3 separate regions of the Homo sapiens genome follow, and all the other regions are linked to region 3. Evidence: chromatin contacts called from ENCODE Hi-C or POLR2A ChIA-PET data. All regions are on one chromosome and are shown on one strand. Each heading gives the region's core, a stretch centred on a gene start or an enhancer-like site at or near the end of the contact. The rest is flanking DNA. Distances are from core to core; before and after follow the strand shown.

The links. Hi-C counts contacts between places; a loop is a spot of excess contacts on that map. ChIA-PET counts read pairs that join two places held with the same protein, here RNA polymerase II (POLR2A). Pooled maps may share reads with other maps.
Region 1: a loop to region 3 is called in a map of naive thymus-derived CD4-positive, alpha-beta T cell, with 4 times the contacts of the local background. The contact joins two enhancer-like sites. A Hi-C loop is called at or near these places in 1 of 168 maps with a recorded cell type or tissue (naive thymus-derived CD4-positive, alpha-beta T cell), 3 of 37 single-sample maps with no recorded cell type and 8 of 50 pooled maps. POLR2A ChIA-PET finds 5 or more read pairs at or near these places in 1 of 52 experiments (common myeloid progenitor, CD34-positive).
Region 2: a map with no recorded cell type shows a loop between it and region 3 (2.7-fold over the local background). The contact joins two enhancer-like sites. A Hi-C loop is called at or near these places in 7 of 37 single-sample maps with no recorded cell type and 3 of 50 pooled maps.

The regions. Positions count from the first base shown.
Region 1 is chr6:166,418,193-166,420,892 of GRCh38, forward strand. RPS6KA2 (ribosomal protein S6 kinase A2) reads right to left here. Exons shown (of 21, transcript NM_021135.6): 18 at 1,690-1,766; 19 at 33-150. The region is part of intron 1 of LOC124901460 (a long non-coding RNA gene); the gene reads left to right. Among named protein-coding and RNA genes, the nearest start is that of MPC1-DT, 36 kb to the left of the region's middle. RefSeq lists an enhancer at 1,330-1,399. Within about 2 kb of position 1,264, at least 5 of the 41 ENCODE cell types and tissues checked have a DNase peak (open chromatin) inside an H3K27ac peak, as active enhancers do.
Region 2 is chr6:166,285,666-166,288,365 of GRCh38, forward strand. No RefSeq gene overlaps it. Among named protein-coding and RNA genes, the nearest start is that of PRR18, 21 kb to the right of the region's middle. RefSeq lists an enhancer at 1,385-1,554. Within about 2 kb of position 1,251, at least 5 of the 41 ENCODE cell types and tissues checked have a DNase peak (open chromatin) inside an H3K27ac peak, as active enhancers do.
Region 3 is chr6:166,749,881-166,752,580 of GRCh38, forward strand. It overlaps a transcript of RPS6KA2 not described here. Among named protein-coding and RNA genes, the nearest start is that of RPS6KA2, 120 kb to the left of the region's middle. Within about 2 kb of position 1,276, at least 2 of the 41 ENCODE cell types and tissues checked have a DNase peak (open chromatin) inside an H3K27ac peak, as active enhancers do.

The DNA of each region.
Region 1 (2,700 bases), core at 14-2,513, 330 kb before region 3:
TATTTAAAAGCAACGCTGGGACATGTACTCACTTTAGCTGCGTCAGATATCGAGTCCCAGTTTCCCCCAGAAAGGGCATACTTCCCACTGCCGATCCGCGCCAGAATCTCCTCAGGGGTATCGTCTGGCCCATTTGCAAAAGGGGTAAATCTGTATAATTAGACAAATTTGTGGTAATGAGCTTGTATTTTACAACCTAAAATAAAGTTTGCAAGTTGATATCACCCCTTGGCTGTTCAAAGGAATAGCACTTTGCTTCTCCCTCCTCTGCTCTGAAGCCAGGATTCATGGGAAAGCGGAACTTACCTCTAACACTATGCCCGTTTTCCTTCCTTAGCAATTGGGTGGCTAGAGGTTGATGGGCAAGTGGGAGAGCCCTGTGAGACCTGTGCTGTATCCCCTCCGGACCCAGGTAAACTGGGATGGGGTGGCCTAGTGAGTTGCCTGGTGCCGTGGTTTCCACGGTGATGGTGTGGCATCATGCGAGAGAGCCTGAGACGTGGAGTCTGAGAGACCCACGGTGGATGTATTCCCAACTCTGTGTTCTTTGACAAGTTAACTTTTTGAGCCTCCACTGCAAATGCAGAGTGTATGCACAAATACACATACATGCTTGGTGCAGCTCTGGCCATATTCCAAGCGCGTGGGAGGTGTTCATGGTGTCCCACCTTAAAACACACCCACACACTCCTAGGAAAGGAAGGACACGTGTGCTGCCAGCGCTTCCTCTAGTGGGAAAGTGTGTGATCTAGTTTTCCGTATAGGCAAAGTGAGTATTAGAAGCGTCACAAAGTAACCTGACTGTGGTATTGGTAAGAAACTGAGGTTCCTTCCTTTGCTACTGCAGTCCTCAGGGTGCGGCTTCAGGGCCTGATTTACTCTCCTTCTGCTGTGGACACTACCTGTTGACTTATGATGAAATAAGTGAAAAGCAGGCCAAGCTCATTCATTCTCATGAGGGCATTCAAGCCATTTTGCTACAGCAAACAGGATTCGATGGTCTAGGGTTCTTTTCTTTTTGCCTCCATTCAAGTATTTAATAAACGTAATAGGAACCAGCGGATCTTGTAAGATCCTAGACCTTCCTGCCTAGAAGCAACCATGGTGTGTCCTCTTCTCACTCAGGGGAGAGGGAAGGGAGGCTGGTACAGGTTAAAGTGTTTAGCCCAGAGTCACGGCTAGTGGCGAGTGGGGCTCAGATGGAAGTCAGCTGTCTGGATGGCAGGCCCAGGCCACTTTCTGTAACACCACGTGTCTTACCACAATGAACCGGCCCGTGCATGACTCATGACCACGAAACCCAGGTACAGATGCTGTTTGACCCTGAAGCTGCTATGGGGCTTTCGGTTTAAGAGGATGTCTGGAAGGCACATCTGTTGCTACCTTTTAAAACAGTGGCAGGTGCAGCAGAGAGAATGGGGACTATGCTGGCAAAAGACTTGATGTTTTGTTCATGAGCTGAGTTTAAAGAAAATGGGTGGCTACATTTCTTGTCCTTGTTGTTCAGTTGTCCTGAGGGGCTAAGAAAGTCTGCGAGTGTTCACTCAAGGCCTGGGAGTGTTTGCATACACGTTGGGTTTGCCCACATGCGCACACTAGGACAGGGCTGGCCCTGGTCCCCTGACAGATCAGCCACTGAGGCTGCTGCCCTGTGTCTCCTCCTGACACCTGTTTGAGGTGACTGCTTACCCTGCCAGCATGGTGTACAACAGGATCCCCAAACTCCAGATGTCACACGCCGCATCATAGCCTTGACGCTTCAGGACCTAGGAGGGAACGACAGGACACCGGCACGCCCTTCACTAAGGACATTCAGATTGACAGCACGTTTCTCCAGCGGCATCCTACGCCGGCAAGCTGGGGACCAGGAGGAGGGCGGTGCCATGTCTTCGGTGTGACCACTGTTTCTTAAGGCAAAGCCAACCCTAAGGTACTGCAGTGGGACTCCTCCCAGGCCAGCCACATGGTAAACTAGTACTCTTTCCAGACACATGACAGACAGGCTGAAAAGGAGGGCCTTAATTTTTAAGGCAGAAGGATTTTTCTGTTACGGTAAAATATGTATGACATAAAATTGACCATCAAAGCCCTTTTTAAGTGCACAGTTTAGCAGCATTAAGCCCATTTACATTGTGGTGCCAACATCACCACCATCCATCCACAGAGCATTTCACCTTCCCAAACTGAAACTCTGTCCCCATTAAACAACAACTCCCTGTCCCCCAGCCCCCAACACCTACCCTTCTACTGTCCGTCTGTGTGAATCTGACTCCTCCAGGGACCTCATAGGAGTGGAATTATGCAATGTTTGTCTTTCTGTGACTGGCCCATTTCACTTAGTATAACACCCTAAGCTTCCTCCAGGGGTCAGAAGTTCCTTCCTTCTGCAGGCTGGACAATGTTCCGCTGTGTGTGCATGCCACGTTTTGCTTACCCATTCATCCACCGAGGGACACTCTCGTGGCTTCCACCTTTTGGCTGTTGTGAATAGTGCTGCTATGAACATGGGTGGACACATGTCTCTTTGCGTCCCTGCCTTCAATTCTTTTGGGTATATACCCAGAAGTTCCATTCTGGGCTACGTGATAACATTTAATTTTTTTGAAGAACTGTTAAAGCAGCAAAACTTGTATGCATCCTAGGATTACATACTTCAGTAGAGGGCAATCCTCTGATATAGTTACAGTTGAATAACAACAA
Region 2 (2,700 bases), core at 1-2,500, 460 kb before region 3:
GAATAGAAGAAATTGCATTTCACATAGAGTGAGTATAGTTTCCTTAAATTATTTGCTTCAGATGCACTCACATACATACACACTTGATCACAATTATGTGTATTTCTTACTGGAGGTCAGACAGTCAAGGTCTGGAAGCCACTGTATTTTAGGAAGGAAAAGGAAAAGCAAACCTTCCTCCCAGGGAAGCAGATGAGGATAGAGGAAGCGGCAGTCAGGCCCTGGGGGGCTCAGGAAATGCTGGGGTTCCCTCCACAGTTTGTGTCGTCTGAGCACCCACCTTTGGAAATACAGTGAGGAGTCAGGGAGGAGACTTGTCTGCTCCTTTTACCAACCATCGGAACTTAACCCAGCGCTTAACTTGAGCTTCCTTGTGGGCACACGGCTTCAAGAAGGGGCTGCTCTGTTATTCATCCAGAGCGGCTTCACCATAGTTTAACATGGATTCTCCTCATTAAGCAGCTATATTGCTGGGGGAAAAAAAGGAACTGATAGGGTCATGTTCTTTTTTTTTTTTTTTTTTTTTTTTTTTTGAGACAGAGTCTTGCTCTGTCGCCCAGGCTAGAGTGCAGTGGCACAATCTCGGCTCACTGCAACCTCCACCTCCCAGGTTCAAGCAATTCTCATGCCTCAGCCTCCTGAGTAGCTGGGATTACAGGCACGTTCCACAACACCCGGCTAATTTTTGTATTTTTAGTAGAGGCGAGGTTTCACCATATTGGCCAGACTGGTCTTGAACTCCTGACCTTGTGATCTGCCTGCCTCGGCCTCCCAAAGTGCTGGGATTACAGGTGTGAGCCACCGCGACCGGACTGGTCATGTTCTTTTTGAAAATTGGAAAGATGAGTGAGCTATGCATCTATTTCAGTTACATTAAAATCATGATACTTTATAAAATTATAATACTTTTTTGATCATTTTAAACTCAACATTATCTTGAACCACATTTAAGAATGTAATAAATTTTATTTTTTCTTGTATCTTTTTGATGAAAATTGGACAACTATAACAATTATCTCTCTGCTGCTCGAATTCTTCGATCATTCCTGCACACGAGTCTAGAGAGTTGGTCCTGCACATATGTGGGGACCCTTTTCCACCCAAGCGACAGAAACTGCTGCCAACAGGAGCAAGGCCCCTGGGAAGCAGGCATTCCTTCTTCCTCATTGTCAGGTGGAAGGGGCCGCTGGGGGGATGGCCTTTCTGTGCTTTTGCATTCAGTGGCTCCACAAAGACCTACTTGCCACCTGGCCATAATAGGGAAAAACAACTGAGGTTACTTCCTGTTTCTCTTCATTTGTTCACCCTACTGTGACAGAGCAGACCTCATCCGCTTGGCTATCAGAGGCTGCAGCCAGGACGGAGTGCTGACCTAACAGGAAGAAGATGAAACCGTTTTGAAGGGAATTTCTTTACTGATGACTAAACAGGTTCCCTTCTCCTATCCTGCCGGCCTGAGAGAGACTACGTGTTGGCAAGAGTTAGGCTAGAGGTTTGAGCCTTGGTTCCCTGACCTCCTGATCTCTGACGGTGGCCAAGTCCATGAACCTTTCCGGCCCTCCATGCTCTCATCTCCAAAATAGCACCTGCCTCATAAGTGGGTCAAACGAGTTAAAGGAGTCAATATCTGCCCAGTATTTGGAGCAAAGTCTAGCAGATACTAAATACTTTACAATGATTAGTAATTATTGTCACCTCTCACTTAGTCATTATTGTCACCTCTCATATGCTCAGCAGAAAATGTTTTAAAATAGCTATAAACAATTTATCAAAGAAGAAGTACAGGCCAGGCACGGAGGCTCAAGCCTGTAATCCCAGCACTTTGGGAGGCCGAAGCAGGTGGATCACCTGAGGTCAGGAGTTTGAGACCAGCCTGGGCAACATGGTGAAACCCCGTCTCTACTAAAAATACAAAAATTAGCAGGGCATGGTGGCACACACCTGTAATCCCAGCTACTCAGGAGGCTGAGGCAGAACTGCTTGAACCCGGGAAGTGGAGGTTTCAGTGAGCCGAGATTATGCCACTGCACTCCAGACTGGGCAACAGAGTTAGACTTTGTCTCAAAAAAAGTATATATATACACATATATCTTTAAACATATATATATATTTAAAGATAGATATATATAAATATAGATAGATATATACAAATATAGATAGATAGATATAAATATATAGATATATATAAATATATATAGATATATATAAATATATGTATATATAAATATAGATATATAGATATATATAAATATAGATATATAGATCTATAGATATATAGATATAGATCTATAGATATATAGATATATATAGATCTATATAGATATACAGATATATAGATCTATATAGATATATAGATCTATATAGATATATATATCTATATATCTATATAGATATATAGATCTATATAGATCTATATATCTATATATAAATATAAAGATATATAGATCTATATAGATCTATATATCTATATATAAATATAAAGATATATATATCTATATAAAGATATATATATCTATATATAGATATATATACATATATATAAATATATAGATATATATAAATATATAGATATATGGACATATAGATATATATAAATATATAGATATATATAGATATATATAAATACAGAGATATATACATAGATATATACATATATAGATATGTACAGATATATATAGATATATATACATGTATAGATAT
Region 3 (2,700 bases), core at 26-2,525:
CCCCTTTCCACCACACAGACTAAGGCAGGAGGCTGGGCAAGGGGAAGGGGGATACTGAGTGAGGAAAACAGAGAGGGCGGTGGAGGTGGCCACACAGTCAGCATCGGAAGCAGAGCTGGCATGTCCCTTCTGAGTCCAGCCCGGCTTGAGTCAGCGGGGAGGGGCAGGGAGGAGGGGGCCTTCCTGGGAGAAGGCAGGGGCCGCACCAAGTGCCCCTGAGGTGCCCATGCCGGAGAGAAGTTGGCTTCCTGGAGCCCCACTCTGTGCTACTGTGAAGGGCGGTTCCATCCGCCTAGGTTTTGTTAGTTCTGTGAGCCATACAGGATTAGCGTGCCCTGCAGTGCTGCAGAGACATCGGGCGTGCTCCCCTCCTGTGTCCTCAGCTTCTCCCCTGGGGGGGTGCTCACCAGCCCAGGGCCCCACCCCAACCCTAGAGGTCCCTGGGATTCCCTGAGTTCTCACCAGCCTTGGAGGCCCCGAGTCACCCCACGCAGTGCACGCACATCTGTGACACACTCCTCCCACACAGTCTCCCTCAGCCCCTCTTGACCCTCCTCCTCCTCAGACACACGCCTTTCCGGGGCCTGTACTTGTCAATCCCCAGACATCCCTGGCTGCTTCCTACATGCCCAGGCTCTGCGCTTGCTGGCCCAGGAACTGCCCTCCGTGCCTCTTCTGACTCTGTCACAACGGGGGTTTCTGCATCTGTGCTGTCTTCCCTTCTACTGTGGCTGAGGACCGCAGGTGCCACCCGAGCCCGAGCTCCTTGAGCATCCCTTGTGCCTAGAACATGCCAGGCACGCAGCACAGATGGGTGTCATTGGTCTGGGACATTGCCACGGAAGTCTCCAGCCCTCATGCACCAGAAAGAGAAGAGTGACAAGGATCATACTGAGGAGGTCAGGAACTCTAGCTGAGAATTGGTCTAAAGCAATGGAAATGGGAAATTCTGTAAATCCAAGCTCTGCTCCTTGGAATCATTTAGAAACTGGCCAAGGGCTAAGACATCCCTCTTGCTGCGTAGACTGTGATCATATTCAGGAGGAAAAGCACAACTCTCTGAGGGGACAAATTCTATTTGCCTAAACAGAGGTGAGGCTGCTGACACTCTAGAAAGTGTGAAGTGTGCTTTTGTGACCGAAGCTGGCCTCTGCATCCCCTAACTCAGCACCTCACAAAGTTTATAACCCTCACGCAGTGCCCCCGAGCTGCAGGTGACGGCAGGCCTCCAGGTTCAGCGGTGAAATAGCGGAGCAGTAAGATCTTACAGCATTACTTCCCCAAGTCAGCCGGAAGTTTTGCCAGCCCCGTGCTCCTCCCTGAAACCTCAAAAAGCCTGCTTCCAAGCCGCCTGCTTGTTCTTCCCAAGGTGGAGGCAAGACCAGCGCCCTCTGGCCAGGTGCGTTCAGGAAGGGGCAGAGATTACACAGGAATTCAGATGAGTTCCAGGGACGGCAGCTGCCAGGGTCCCGTCAAACGCACAGTCACAGGAGGGCTTCCCCTGAGTTGGCCCTGAGTCAGCCAGCTGGGCTGTGGTCTGCTCTGCAGCAGGAGGCAGCTGAGCAGAGCCTGTAACCCCTCAGGGGAGGCAAAGCTGCACCGCAGGGCGTGGAGGAGGTGCAGGCCGGCCAGCCCAAGGCAGATAACAGATGGCGACAGGGGCTTGAGGCTTGGCTTCTCTGCTGGCCTAGGTGTCTGGAACGGCTGGGCCGCCACTGGAGCCGTGGAAAGAGGGGTCTAAGTGTCTGAGCTTGGAATCAAGGTATTCCCAAATTTTCTGCTCGAAGCCCCACAAGTTTCCATTTTCCACCACAGCCAGTTGGATCAAACTTTGCACCATTCGCATCCTAGTGAAGTCCAATAGTCAGCCGATTTGGGGATTCTATGCAAAGCCAAACAGTGGCACAGACTCTAGGAAATCTACAGAATGAGCAGAACATGTCTTCATGACGATTCAAGGTCAGGCCCTGTGGACCAAGGACAGCATGGAGCACAGAGGCCAGACTCCGTGGAGCACAGAAGCCAGACGCTGTGGAACACAGAGGCCAGACTCCATGGAGCACAGAGGCCAGACTCCGTGGAGCACAGAAGCCAGACTCCTTGGAGAAAGGGGCCCCAGAAGACAAAGGGGCCAGCACAGGCCAGCCAAGGAGTACCTGAGACCTCAAAGGCGACACCAGGTCCATTTGTACCTGGGTATTCAATGTCTCATGTGCATTTGTTAGAAATTAGATAAAATCAATGCTTATTATTTTAAATAAAGACATCGTTTCTAACTATTTTAGTCATTAATAACCTGTGATCTTCCAGATGGGCCGGCCTAGCCAATGGGCGGTATAGCCACAACCCAGGTCCTCTGTGAGTATGATGAAGACATCACACAGAGTGAACAGCCTCTGAAACGTAGGGCTGTGAAGCGCGTCCACAGTCACCGCAGAGCAAGACCAGAGTACACATCCTTTACCAACCTCAGCTTCACATTCAACAGCGAGCGGACACACTGAAGTCTAGAGAGGCAATTTAGAATGAATGGAAAGAGAAACCTTAAGAGACAGAAAGGCAGAGAGAGATTTTTCAAAATCTTATTTTATAATTAGTAAAAATATAGGAATACAGTCACTTCAAAAGCTGACATTAGCTAAGAACATTAATGGGTTATTAAATATTTAATTTAATTCAGAGATGATAGACCCATAATGA